Linked DNA regions of Homo sapiens: region 1 is linked to region 2. Evidence: read pairs that join two places in POLR2A ChIA-PET (ENCODE). Cell type or tissue: MCF 10A. All regions are shown on one strand. Each heading gives the region's core, and the rest is flanking DNA. Links, peaks and the distances in the headings are about the cores only.

Evidence for each region. ChIA-PET counts read pairs that join two places held together with the same protein. Peaks named below come from ENCODE experiments on the same cell type or tissue, not always from the same donor. Only the 100,000 strongest peaks of a DNase experiment are listed, where the experiment ranks them.
Region 1: POLR2A ChIA-PET joins it to region 2 with 5 read pairs; 3 of 35 experiments call an interaction of 5 or more read pairs at or near these places.

Annotation. Positions count from the first base shown.
Region 1 is chr1:42,964,119-42,971,306 of GRCh38, forward strand. It overlaps SLC2A1-DT (SLC2A1 divergent transcript), which reads left to right. Exons shown (of 4, transcript NR_033967.1): 2 at 6,131-6,276. Among named protein-coding and RNA genes, the nearest start is that of SLC2A1-DT, 8.7 kb to the left of the region's middle. RefSeq lists an enhancer at 6,848-7,188. In MCF 10A, for the core only: no CTCF peak of the experiment used is centred there; a DNase peak (open chromatin) is centred at 3,163.
Region 2 is chr1:42,695,959-42,703,146 of GRCh38, forward strand. YBX1 (Y-box binding protein 1) reads left to right here. Exons shown (of 8, transcript NM_004559.5): 4 at 241-330; 5 at 684-986; 6 at 1,222-1,304; 7 at 4,823-5,088; 8 at 6,023-7,188. The coding sequence ends at 5,057. Among named protein-coding and RNA genes, the nearest start is that of YBX1, 17 kb to the left of the region's middle. In MCF 10A, for the core only: no CTCF peak of the experiment used is centred there; no DNase peak of the experiment used is centred there.

The DNA.
Region 1 (7,188 bases), core at 1,285-6,284, 270 kb after region 2:
CAGGGGAGGTGAGTGCCTTTCTTGTGACACCCTGTTTCTGACCGTGTTGGTAATGTTGTTTCCTCATCAGGGTGCTGGTTGCGGGTGTGTTTAGTTTGTGAAAATGCATTGAGGTGTGTACATTTCTGATTTTCGTACTCTTCTGAATGCATATTTTGCTTCAATTAACCAAATTGAATTTTTTTTTTTTTTTTTTTTTACTTAAAATATTTCTGTAATTCCAAGGGAGTGTCTCCATCTGCTTCTTCCAGTGTCCCCAGCACCAAAAACAGCACCTGCCTCACACTGGGTCTCCTACATTTTTGTTGAATGAAGGAATACAACATTTCAGTTAATTTAATTCCAACAGCAACTCTATGAAATAAGTATTTCTCTATTTTCTTTTTTTTTTCTTTTTTTGAGATGGAGTCTCACTGTTGCCAGGCTGGAGTGCAGTGGCGCAATCTCGGCTCGCTGTAACCTCCGACTTCCGGGTTCAATAGATTCTTCTGCCCCAGCCTCCCAAGTAGCTGGGATTACAGGTGCGCACCACCACGCCCAGCTAATTTTTGTATTTTTAGTAGAAACGGGGTTTCATGATGTTGGCCAGGGTGGTCTCGATCTCTTGACCTCGTGATCCGCCCGCCTTGGCCTTCCAAAGTGCTGGGATTATAGGCGTGAGCCACTGCGCCTGGCCTTTTTCTCTCTGTTTTCTAAAGGAGAAAACTGAGGCTCAGGGAAGTAATTTGCCCAAAATCACACAGGTAGTGTGAGTTCCAGCACCTGGATTGAAAAAATAAATGGAGTCAGGTGTGGTGGTGCGTGCCTATAGTCCCAGCTACTAAAGAGGCTGAGGCAGGAGGATTGCTTGAGCTCAAAAGTTCAAGTCCAGCCTGGGCAACATGGTGAGACCCCATCTCTAAAAATAAATAAATAGGCCAGGCGCAGTGGCTCACACCTGTAATCCCAGCACTTTGGGAGGCCAAGGCAGGGGGATCATGAGGTCAGGCATTCGAGACCAGCCTGACCAACATGATGAAACCCCATCTTTCCTAAAAATACAAAAATTAGCCAGGCGTGGTGGTGTGCACCTGTAATCCCAGCTACTTGGGAGGCTGAGGCAGAACAACCTATTGAACCCAGGAGACGGAGGTTGCAGTGAGTTGAGATTGCACCACTGTACTCCAGCCTGGGCAACAGAGCAAGACTCCGTCTCAAAAAAAATTTTTTTTTAATAAAAATAAAAAATAATAATAAATGGATGACTTGACTCTAGAGAAACTTGTTTTAAATCAAATGCTGCCAGATTCTCTGCCTTTAAAGAAAGCAATAAAAACAACAAAAACTCCAACTGGCACTGCCTGCTCTGATCCAGCAACAGTACAAGCAGTTTGCTTTGCCTGGCTCTTATCGCTTAGATTACAATTATTTGAGCCTTATCTTCCTCTGAGATAATGACCTCCTCTAGGGCTGGGGCTCAGGTATTCCTGTCTTGCCTCTGTCCAGCAAGTTATTTGGCACAAGAAAGAAGCTATAAATGTTTAATAAATGAATTAATCAAAGAATGAATGAAGGAGGAGGCTGACAGTGGTATTTGGTGGGTGGACCACAGGTTTTGGAAACAGACCTGCTAGCTATGTGTCTTTGGGCATGTTACCTCACCTGAATCTCAGTTTCCCCAACTGTAAGATGGGGATAATAGCAGTACTCACCTCTAAGAATTATTGTGAATATGAAGTAAGGAAACGTGTATCAGGTGACTATCCTACAGTAAATACTTGAAACGTGGTAACTATTATTATTTCCATTTTTTTACATTCTCAAAGCCTGATTTTCTTCAGGGTTGCAGGGGTCTTCCCCTCTCAATTTCCACGTATTGTTTTCTGGAGGTCTGTGAGGTTGGAAGAAGAGGACCTGATGATGCCTCCCCGAGGAGCTTTTCTTCCCCGTGGGGTGGGCAGAACTCTGGAACGTTCCAAAAGTCTGGCTTCATGGCCCAGCTCCACCTTGTGATTGGCGAGTTCCTTATTACCAGTGAGCCTCAGTTTTCTCTCTGTAAAATAAGGCCCATAATAATCTTTTTTTTTTTTTTGAGACGGAGTCTCACTCTTTTTGCCCAGGCTGGAGTGCACTGGCACAATCTCGGCTCACTAAAACCTCTGTCTCCCGGGTTCAAGCGATTCTCCTGCCTCAGCCTCCTGAGTAGCTGTGATTACAGGCGCCCACCACCACGTCCACCTAATTTTTTTGTATTTTTAGTAGAGACAGGGTTTTACCATGTTTGGCCAGGCTGGTCTTGAACTCCTGACCTCAAGTGATCCACCCGCCTCGGTCTCCCAAAGTGCTGGGATTACAGGTGTGAGCCACCGCGCCCGGCCCTCTTTTTTTTTTTTAAGACCCAGAATGATGTTGACCTTGGAGATCTCTGGGGAGGATTCAATGGCTTGGCCCTGGGCCTGGTGCACAGTAAGCCCTCCACAAGTGTTGAGTCTGAGGAAGTAACCTGGCACCCTGAGGCTGGGGGAACAGCAAGGAGACCAGAAGGATCCTGAGAAGCCCAAGGACTGATGGGAAAAACAAATAGCCTGGCACAGTTTTGTTTTATTCTTAGAATCATATTTCTCCAGAGAAGTGGAAAAACAATGCCTTTCATGCCGATATAACTTTTTCTTTCTTTTTTTTTTTTTCTTTTTAGAGGTAGGGTCTTGCTATGTTGCCCAGGCTGGCCTCAAACTCCTGAGCTCAAGCAATCCTCCTGCCTCAGCCTCCCAAGTAGCTGGGACAACAGGCCAGCACCACTGTACCTGGCTTTGATATAACTTTGTAACTCTGCAAAACTCCTTCCCACATGTCATTCCTTGGGTCCTCCCCACACCTTATGCTGCAGGCAAGACTAGAATTATTCATGTATCCACAGTTGTGAAAACTGAGGCACAGAGAAATTAAGCCACTTGCTTGAGATCACAGTGAAGAAGGAATTTGGAAGCAAATTGAAGGTGTAAAACCTGGGCCTCCTGACTTATAGATACCACCATGCAGCAATTTGGATCTGAAAGAAAGCACACAGCTTATGCCCAGACAGAGCAGCCGGTGTCTAGCTGTGCCCGCTTGCCCCGCCCAGCTCCCACCTGGATGCCACCTGGCAGTCATATGCACATTCATCACGGAGGAGCTGGCTGACTCACACATTATACTGGAGCTGACTCATGCTTTGCAAGAGGGAGAGAGAATCGGTTGAGAGCCACAGGAGCCCCTGCTTTCCACATTGAGGCTTGAAATTCATGCCTCAAATCCACCGCAGTTCATTTCTTTAAAAAGGGAAAGCAGTGTGAGCTGGCTGGAGCTGGGGATCTCTGGACTCAGAGAAGAGTGGTTTGGTTCAACTCTGGGCTCTGTTACAAGTTGGCTGGGTGACTTCGGGCAAGTCATTGTCCCTCAGTCTCTTCAGCTTTGTAACAAAGGGGTTGCAACAGATAAGCGCCAAGACTCTTCAAGCGTCTGAAAGGCTGTTCTTGCTCTGGGTTGAGAAACCTTGTCATAATAATGTTGTATGTGTTGCTAATTTACTATGTGCCAGGTAAGTGATTGGTATGGAGTTATTAATATCTCATTTAATTCTCATAACGAATTCTAGATTTACTGTTTTTTATCCTGTTTCTCAAAGGAGGAAACTGAAGCACAGTTTCAGAGTGATTTGCCCAGGGTTGAGTAGGTCAGCAAGTGGCCGAGCTAATAATTGAACCTGGTTTGTCCCCAGACTTTGTATAAAATCTAGTCTAAGGCCGGGCGTGGTGGCTCATGCCTGTAATCCCAGCACTTTGGGAGGCCAAGGCGGGTGGATCACAAGGTCAGGAGTTGGAGACCAGCCTGGCCAACATGGTGAAACCCCATCTCTACTAAAAATACAAAAATTAGCCAGGCGCAGTGGCAGGCGCCTGTAATCCCAGCTACTCGGGAGGCTGAGGCAGGAGAATTGCTTGAACCCGGGAGGCAGAGGTTGCAGTGAGCCGAGATCGTGCCACTGCACTCCAGCCTGGGTGACAGAGCAAGACTCCATCCCAGAAAAAAAAAAATCTGCTCTACACCTTTATCCTGTTAGACCTCAGTTTCCTCACTTAAAATTAAACTACATGACATAAATTTTACCATTTTACCTATTTTAAGATTACAGTTCAGTGTCATTAAGTGCATTCACACTGTTGTGCAACCATTGCCATCATCCATCTGAACCCACTAAATAATAATTCCCCATTCCCTGTTACCCCTAATCCCTGGCAACCTCCGTTCTACTTTCTCTGTGAATTTGACTACTCTAGGTATCTCATTTAAAGTTTCCTCATCTTTAAAACTACGATAATAAAGATCAAGTGTTATTCAATCCTTCTCCCAGTAGCGCGGTTGGCTCAGACTTGAATTTAAGTCCCAGTTCTATTCACCTACCCCTCAGGCAGGTTGCTTAACCCCTTTGCCTCCCTCATTCCCATGTCCCTAAAGTTGGGCTGGTGGACCCTGATGGGATGATCACAGGAGACAGTGGGGATGAAGGTACTTGGAAAGCCCAATGCCACTTCTAGAACTTGTTATACCATCTTCCTGGTGGGCTGGAACCCTGGCTTAGATTTATAGGTGTGACAGCTGGGGAGGCTTTAGAATGGCACATTACAACCTGGCCAGTGCCCAACCCAACATTTGGGGCTGAGGCTGGGAGGCAGAAGCCACATCAAGGAGGGCTTTGACTGTTTGGCTATAGAGCCCTCCCCTCATGGAGCTTACATTCCAGCCTGTACACCTGGTATTGTAAAGTGGCTGGTGTAGTCTTTACTTACAGAGACTGCTCAGGCAGTAGTCTGTCCTGCGTGTTTCTTTTAACTGGTTCCTGCTCAGGCAGTAGTCTGTCCTGCGTGTTTCTTTTAACTGGTTCCCGGAGGCCTGGTCTTGTGGCTGAGAGTCCTATCTTCCCTATTTCCTTAAAGTAATGATTGTTAGGATATTTTGGTTGCAAGTATCAATGCATTTAAACCAGCTGTCACCAAAAAGGGAGATTTTTTTTTTTTTGAGATGGAGTTTCAGCTCTTGTCGCCCAGGCTGGAGTGCAATGGTGTGATCTTGGCTCACTGCAACCTCTGCCTCCCGGGTTCAAGTAAGTCTCCTGCCTCAGCCTCCCGAGTAGCTGGGATTACAGGTGCCTGCCACCATGCCTGGCTAATTTTTGTATTTTTAGTAGAGATAGGGTTTCACCATGTTGGCCGGGCTGGTCCCAAACTCCTGACCTCAGGTGATCCACCTGCCCCAGCCTCCCAAAGTGCTGGGATTATGGGAAAAAGGGAGAATTTAATAAAGGATATAGAGATTGGATGCAGTGGCCCACACCTGTAATCCTAGCACTTTAGGTTTGCCAAGGTGGGAGGATTGCTTGATCCCAGGAGTTCCAGACCAGCCTGGACAATATAGCCAGACATTGTACCTCAAAAAAAATTTAAAAATTAGCCAGGCATGGTGGCATGTGCCTACAGTCCCAGCTACTTAGGAGACTGAGGCAGGAGGATGGTTTGAGCCTAGAAATTCGAGAATACACTAAGCCGTGATTGTGCCATCACACTCCAAACTGGGTGACACAGCAATACCCTGTCTTTAAAAATACAAAAAAGTTAAAAAAAAAAAAATAGGCTGGGCATGGTGGCTGATGCCTGTAATCCCAGCACTTTGAGAGGCCGAGGCGGGCAGATCACCTGAGGTCAGGAGTTCAAGACCAGCCTGGCCAACGTGGCAAAACCCCATCTCTACTAAAAATGCAAAAATTAGCCAGGTGAAGTGGTGCGCGCCTGTAATCCCAACTACTCGGGAGGCTGAGGCAGGAGAATCGCTTGAAGCCGGGAGGGAGGGTTTGCCGTGAGCTGAGATCGCACCACTGCACTCCAGCTTGGGCAATAGAGTGAGACTCCTTCTCTAAATAAATAAATAAATAAATAATTTTTTAAAAATCTTTAAAATATATTTTAAAATAAAAAAGATAAAGGATACAGAGATGTCTCATAAACCAGGCACAGGGATGCAACAAGACGCTGACGAAGATCTGGATTCAGTGAGTAGGCTGCCACTAGGATGCTCTACCTTTCTCATCTGTGTTATTTCTCTGTTTCAACACAAACAGGCCTGTTCTGCCCCACACAGCAGAAAATGCCCACGATGCAATACCAGAGTCTGCATGGGACCATTTCAACAACCCTTAGAAGCTGACTCAGCTGTCTCCTGGCCCTGACTTTTCTAAGATGAGAGGAGCTGGTAGGAACAATTTGGGTGAGATGTTTGTCCTGAGTCCATTTGGTTATGGTCAGGTGATACGGTCACAGAGCACAAACAAGGCTGGCAGAGCCCCACTCTGTGTGAGGATGGGGTGGAGGAAGCATGTGTTCCTCCTGATGTTGTCACACAGGCACACATGCATTCATTAAAAATGTTTTTGGGCCAGGCGCAGTGGCTCACGCCTGTAATCCCAGCACTTTGGGAGGCTGAGGTGGGTGGATCACCTGAGGTCGGGAGTTTGAGACCAGCCTGACCAATATGGAGAAACCCCGTCTCTACTAAAAATACAAAATTAGCCGGGCGTGGTGGCACATGCCTGTAATCCCAGCTACTCGGGAGGCTGAGGCAGGCGAGTTGCTTGAACCCAGGAGGTGGAGGGTGCAGTGAGCCGAGATTATGCCATTGCACTCCAGCCTGGGCAACAAGAGCAAAACTGCATCTTAAAAAATATATAGTAATAGTAATAATAAAACAGTTCCTACCTCCCAGGGATACAGTGTGTGTTAACTAAGACATTTATTCACTTATTCCATAAATACTTATTAAGTACCTAGTACGTGATGGTATTTGTGGAAGCTGCACAATGACTGGCCAGTGGTGGAGGCTCAGTAAGTTGGAGTCACTTAAAGCTCTGCCTTCCAGGTGTGCACAACTAAGTTGATGCTCCACACAGGTGCTTCTGCTCTTGTGGTCTGTGTGCATTCTGAAAATCTAGGAATGCAAACAAGGTGCCACAGCTATCTATTGCTGTAGATTATCCATGTCAGGCCGGGTGGGGTGGCTCATGCTTGTAATCCCAGCACTTTGGGAGGTCGAGGCGGGTGGATCACCTGAGGCCAGGAGTTCAAGACCAGCCTGGCCAACATAGCGAAACCCTGTCTCTACTAAAAATACAAAAAGGGGCCC
Region 2 (7,188 bases), core at 1,053-6,052:
TACTTGTTTTAGTTTTGTAAATAGTGGTACAATGCTGGGGCCTTGTATGATTGGAGTGTTTTTGTTGAAGTTGGGGATAGTGTGGTCCCCGCTTTCCTAAATTTATTGATGGTTTGGTCTTATTTAAAGCAAATCTTAAGTGTATATCCAAGCTAAAATAATATTGACTCTGGTACATTTTAAATGAAAAAGCACATTATTCTCCCCTGTTAATCTATTTTTGGAATGTGATATTACTAGACTGCCATAAAGAAGAATAACCCCAGGAAGTACCTTCGCAGTGTAGGAGATGGAGAGACTGTGGAGTTTGATGTTGTTGAAGGAGAAAAGGTGAGGATGCTTTTTGTGTAAAGGTTTGACTTCAGTATGGAAATATTTTGGAGGTCTCATCCATTAGGATGGTGGCTCTAATGTGGATGGATGTGTTCAGGTGACCTCATGAACACAGGTGCATCAAGCCTAATGTTCTGGCTGCAGTTAGAGGGCAATCTCTTCAGAACAGTGAGGAACTGATATTTAGTCATTTCTGTGCACCCCTGGTCACGCAGTTGCGCCCCCCCCCCCTTTTTTTTCCTTAACTTTGTTGTTTTTTGCTTTGTTTGAAAATGTTCTGATTTCCTTTTGAAAGTGTTGAAAGTGTTCTGATTTCCTTTGTCACTATCAATATGTAATGGCTTTTGTAGGGTGCGGAGGCAGCAAATGTTACAGGTCCTGGTGGTGTTCCAGTTCAAGGCAGTAAATATGCAGCAGACCGTAACCATTATAGACGCTATCCACGTCGTAGGGGTCCTCCACGCAATTACCAGCAAAATTACCAGAATAGTGAGAGTGGGGAAAAGAACGAGGGATCGGAGAGTGCTCCCGAAGGCCAGGCCCAACAACGCCGGCCCTACCGCAGGCGAAGGTTCCCACCTTACTACATGCGGAGACCCTATGGGCGTCGACCACAGTATTCCAACCCTCCTGTGCAGGGAGAAGTGATGGAGGTAAGTTTCACCATCAACAACAGCAATGTGATAAGTTCTGGTAGGACTGTTTAGAGCTGTTAATTATATGGAAAGCAACTTGGATTCCTAGTAAGAACCAAAAGGATTAATTTATAATGTAGTCACAATTACTAGATGGTCTGTTTTGTTTGTTTTTTAACTCTTGGATTTATCTGGTTGGGTTTTTTTATTATATTACTGACCCAGTAGGCTTAATTTCCATTGTCTTTTTCAGGGTGCTGACAACCAGGGTGCAGGAGAACAAGGTAGACCAGTGAGGCAGAATATGTATCGGGGATATAGACCACGATTCCGCAGGTATGGTCCACGTAAACATGTTTCTATTAAAATTTCCTCAAACCCGTGTTAGGACTCAGCAATATCATGCCTCTCCTGCAGACTCATTTTTCTGTTAACACTTCACGTTTTCTTTCATCAGATGCCTAAGAGGTGAACCTATTAAAAACAGCTTGTATAGATGAGGTCTGCTTTATACATAAATTTTTTTAGAAAATGATGAGGGTTTGGAATTTCAAATTTTCTGTCCTTGAACAGGTAAGATAATATTTTAAACCACACCTTTTAAACCTGCCTCCTTGGTAGGGAGAAAGGAAAGCATTAGGAGTATCTGAATTGTACCATGGCATTAGTGAAGAATCAACAGTGTTATCACTTGAAATGGCATACATTATCTTCCACTAAACACTTCTCAGTTTAGATATGTACCCCCTTTTTTTTGGAGTTGGGAGTTGTCAGCTCAAAGTTGCAAAATGAAATTGCTCCACCAAGAATTTACATTCTGCGGGGGGAAATCCAGTCTGTCGTTAGACAACTATCTACTTGAGTGGGTATTAGAAATCTTATTAATAGATGTCATTATTAGAGTAATCGAGGAAAAATTCCATGAACCAAGCATATTTTAGTCCATGCCGTAGTATACTTTGAGGCAGTGTTCCCAGTCCCACGGTGGTAGGATAGGATGGTGTAATAGTTGTTTCTCTAAGGGTTTGATATCAAAGCATTGAGTTTTCATAGGTGATCCCCAAAAGCTGACAGGTACCTCTGAAGAATCAAACCAATACAGTAATAACGCATCTTAACTGATCACTTAAATCGCAACTTTTAAATCCCCAAATTTTTAAGTGTCAAGTTTATTATTCTAGAAGTATCCAACATATCCAAAATATACTGTGAGTCTATAAGAGGGGGTTTCTGTATATAGGTTTTTAAATTTTACCAAAGTTGGAGCACTTAGTGAAGTTTTAGGAACTAGGGAATCTAGTCGAGGTTGTATTACATGTATTTATCAGCACATGTACATTGAGAGTTTTGCAAGAGCAGCTGATGTCATCATATTTTTTGTATTAATATGTCTTGTCCTGAGTTTTCAGTTAAAAGAGCTGAGGTCCTAACTGATCACTACCACAATTGAAGATCTCTGATTCAGTTTTCTACCAGGAGATTGTGTTAGCCAGATGCTGGATGTTGAAGATAGATGGGTTTTTATTTTTCAGAGTAGGTCTAAAATAGCCTCTCATGGCAGTCCATCTGTTAAGTCCATGGGTTCCAGCAGCAGAATCTTTGGTTTACCTTTTGTTACACTGAAGAGCTTAAATGTTTTGCCTAGTTTCATTGATGTCCTTAAAAATAGCATAATTTTGTGTTTGTATTCAGTGCTTCAGTTCACCGTTGAGTAAATTGTTTGTCTTTATATTGACAAACAAGCTTGCGGTTGATTTGTCTCTTAGAAAGGTATCTTTGTCCATTGTTACCCCTCCAGTGCAGAGGTTTTTGCCTTTTGGTTTAAGTTAGACTTAATGTCTACGTGTTTCAATGTTTAGAATGCTCAGTCCTGCCAGATAGTTGCAGAAGTAACATAAAATTGCTTGGAAGTTATCAATGAATGCTAGACTTTCCAAACTGTGCAGGAATCTTTTGTTCAAATGAGAGTAAATGAAACATGCTGCCCCTAATGCATGGAATGGTGTGAAATTCTGACTGGTGTGGGTTCAAGAGCAAACTGAAAGGGAAATCTTAAGACAGAGTATAGTACAAGTGTTGCTGAAAATGAGACTAATAGTAGTAAGGGGAAAATGGGGGGTCAAAAAGGGAGGTTTTTTGTTGAGAAATAACATTTATAGGCTGAAATGCAATCCAGGATAACAGTTGATGGCAGGAAAGTGACTGCTGGAACTGTTTTCTTTCTCAGAGAGGGTAGGGTTTTGCCCACAGGTGAAAATGTTGACCTTTTGTTAGGAACCTGCCGTTTTCCTGTGTAAGAAACAAGAATACATGGGCACGCATGTGTTAATGGGAAGACATGGAAGCCTTTGGTTGCTAAATTGAGACGAAAGTAAAGAGGAAGTTTGAAAAGTTTGGGGCAAAGAACCCTCTAGAACAGAAAATAGAGATGGTAAATTTATAAGTAATAGGATAACGATCATAAATTAGAAGTGAGTTCACCCAGCTTGACTCTGTGTTTCTAGCCATTTGGGCATCAGGCTCAGGTTGGGCAGAGAGTTGGATTTATCCAGATTTGGTTTATCCAGATCTGGTTTGATTTATCCAGATCTGGTTTATCCAGATGAAGACACTGGGGTAGGGATTGGTCATATGATTAGTGGTAGACTTTATACTTGGATAAAGAGGGGAGAAAAGGGGAAAATGAGGGTTGTTTTTTTTTTTTTAAATTGTTTTGTAGAAATGGAGTTGCACTGTGTTACTCAAGCAGTCTTGAACTCCTGCCCTCAAGTGATCCTCCCCAAGTGCTAGGATTACAGGTGTGAGCCACTGTGCCCAACCTTGGAGTGAGATGAATAGGTGATAGAATCGCTGTATTACAGGTCCTAGATTAAGAATGAGAAAACAATAAGGAATTACCTAAGAAAAATAGGAAGGTACATAATTGGAAAGTTGAGTGGTATAATTGAAAAAACCCAGGTAGAAAACAGCTGGACTGGGAGGTCAGTCTGAAAGCCCAGGTTATTAGAAGCTGTTACACTCGAACCTTAGTAATAACTGCAGTAAGAAAAAGATAGTAAATGGAGCAGAATCCAAAATAAGATGGAAAGCCTAGTTTTTAGAAACTGGGAGAGTTGATTTAGAAGCCACAATAAGGTTAGAACAGTCACCACTGTAGGGTTGCAGAGAAAAGTCAGAACAATTTTGTTGAAGATTCATCATGAGTTCCAAAAGATGTGGGGAAAGAGTTTTAGAATGTACAAAGGTAAATGTGAATTTATTCCCATGATGACTCATGGATACTAAAGGCCTGGGGCTTTCTGGAGTGCTCAGAGTATGGGCAGAGGAAAGGCCAGGAATCCATCATTTCTGAGCACTGGGGGAAAGAAAATCCCAAAATTTAGTATCTTTATCTTGGTGATTAAAAGACTCAAGCCTGTAATCCCAGCACTCTTTGGGAGGCCAAGGAGGGAGGATAGCTTGAGGTCAGGAATTCAAGACCAGCCTTGGAAACATAGCAACACATCGCTACTAAAAATCAGACATTAATGAGACGTGGGGGGCTTGCCTATAGTCCCAGTTACTCAGGAGTCTGAGGTGGGAAGATCACTTGAGCCTGGGAGATTGAGGCCACAGTGAGCTGTCATCATTCCATGGCACTTTAGTCTGGGCAACAAAGCAAGACTCTTCCCCCTACTCAGCATCCCCCCCCCCCCAAAAAAAAAAACCCATCTCTTTACACAAATTGCCTACAGACCACTTGATACAGAATGGGCCAGACATGGTGAGTTAGTTGTGAACCAACTGGTTACACTGGTGGGTGTGTTGAAGAGAGAAGGTTTTATCATTCTTAAGTTTGACACCGTTCATTGCAGGGGCCCTCCTCGCCAAAGACAGCCTAGAGAGGACGGCAATGAAGAAGATAAAGAAAATCAAGGAGATGAGACCCAAGGTCAGCAGCCACCTCAACGTCGGTACCGCCGCAACTTCAATTACCGACGCAGACGCCCAGAAAACCCTAAACCACAAGATGGCAAAGAGACAAAAGCAGCCGATCCACCAGCTGAGAATTCGTCCGCTCCCGAGGCTGAGCAGGGCGGGGCTGAGTAAATGCCGGCTTACCATCTCTACCATCATCCGGGTAAGCAAGCTTGGATGGCCATCCATTTATGGCAGTCGTGAGTGGTGACCATTTCGTTTTATTAATGCAAGAGTAGAAAAACCTCAGTTCCATCAGATAATGAAAGCCATGTTATTTATAATGTGTTCTGCCCTATTCTTAATTACCTAATATTTCATTTTAGGAATATTGAATATCAGAGTCATATTTGGCCACCCTTCAGCTAGTTCTCAATTCTGACACTGGAGACCTGTATTTTCATGAGTATTTTGAACTATTAGTGCTTTCTATCAACTTTTCTGAATGAATTTTATGATTTCACTAGTAAACAGAGGAAAGTTTTGCTAGCTGTATTCTGAGAAATATGTTAATTACATTATTATTTATGCATTATTTCAAAAAGGAAGTGGGGATAGCTGTTAGAATTAACCTAGATGGTGACAAATAGAGTCTGTTTGGAGAAAGTGGCAACATTAATATAATCTTTTAATCATTTCTAATTGTTTTTTTTTTTTGTTGGTTTATGTTGTTCCCGGAAAAAGACGAGAGTGTTTCGTGTCTAAAAAACTCCTAGAATGACACGTGGTTTATCATGGTTTATTTAAACTGCCTGTAGATTAATAATAATAATTCTCTGGCAGACCACATGATACAATTACGTTCTTGTTACTTTAGCTCATTAGCTCACTTGTTTTTATTACCCTTAATTCCAAAATTAAGGGATTCTTTTTCATTTCGCTTTTTACATGATATCGAGAGGTACGTGATTGTTGTTCCCTCCAAAATTAGCATTCAACCAGTGGTGCTTTTGGTTTTTTCCCGTTTACTATTTGCTGGATGGCAAGAGATCTGTTAATGTCTCCCAATACACAAGTAATGTAAACTAGGGCATGTACTACACTAAATGAAGATCACCATGAATTCTACATGATCATCTTTATTTTTTTCTTTACAGTTTAGTCATCCAACAAGAAGAAATATGAAATTCCAGCAATAAGAAATGAACAAAAGATTGGAGCTGAAGACCTAAAGTGCTTGCTTTTTGCCCGTTGACCAGATAAATAGAACTATCTGCATTATCTATGCAGCATGGGGTTTTTATTATTTTTACCTAAAGACGTCTCTTTTTGGTAATAACAAACGTGTTTTTTAAAAAAGCCTGGTTTTTCTCAATACGCCTTTAAAGGTTTTTAAATTGTTTCATATCTGGTCAAGTTGAGATTTTTAAGAACTTCATTTTTAATTTGTAATAAAAGTTTACAACTTGATTTTTTCAAAAAAGTCAACAAACTGCAAGCACCTGTTAATAAAGGTCTTAAATAATTGTCTTTGTGTAAATTTGTCTAGTTTTGCTTTAGTTTGTAAGTATTTAGCTATTTATAGGACCCTTAGCTTGACCCAGTCTACAAATAGATGATGCTCACTGGTAATTCCCTCAGGTAAAATGTCTCAAAATCTCTAATCCTTTAAGTGGCATGCCTGTGGGCCCATACTAAAAATTAGAAAATACATACTCTGATAACCTGGCCATTTTTCATTGAAGGATTTAGCTCATTTGTAAGAAAGACTTGAGTGTAGATTTTGGGTGGGTCCCTTTGGCTGTGAGGCATTGTTTAAAAGGGCATTGCTCTAGCCTAGACCGACCAGACTCTCATCCTGCTCCACTTAGTTTTGTCACCTTGGGAGAATTTGTTTCAGTGTGTCAATTGAAGATGCCAATTGAAGTGTTAGGACAACCTGTCACACTGCCTGGTGTGGTCATCAAATATTGGTTCAGCTCCTTATGTCCTAGAGATGGAAACAAGTAATATAAAACCCATGGGAAAGCTGCTTAGGAACATGGAGGTTGGTGAGCTTGTAATTATGTGGTTCTCAACACCTTAAATCCTAAGCCTAGTCTGGCTGATCTTTTCTCTTTTTGAGACGGAGTCTTGTTCTGTCATCAGGCTGGAGTACAGTGGCACAATCTTGGCTCACTGCAACCTCCACCTCTAGGTTTAAGCGATTCTCCTGCCTCGGCCACCTTAGTAGCTGGGAGTACAGGTGCGTGCCACCACACCCAGCTAATTTTTGTATTTTTAATAGAGATGGGGTTGCACTGTGTTAGCCAGGATGGTCTTG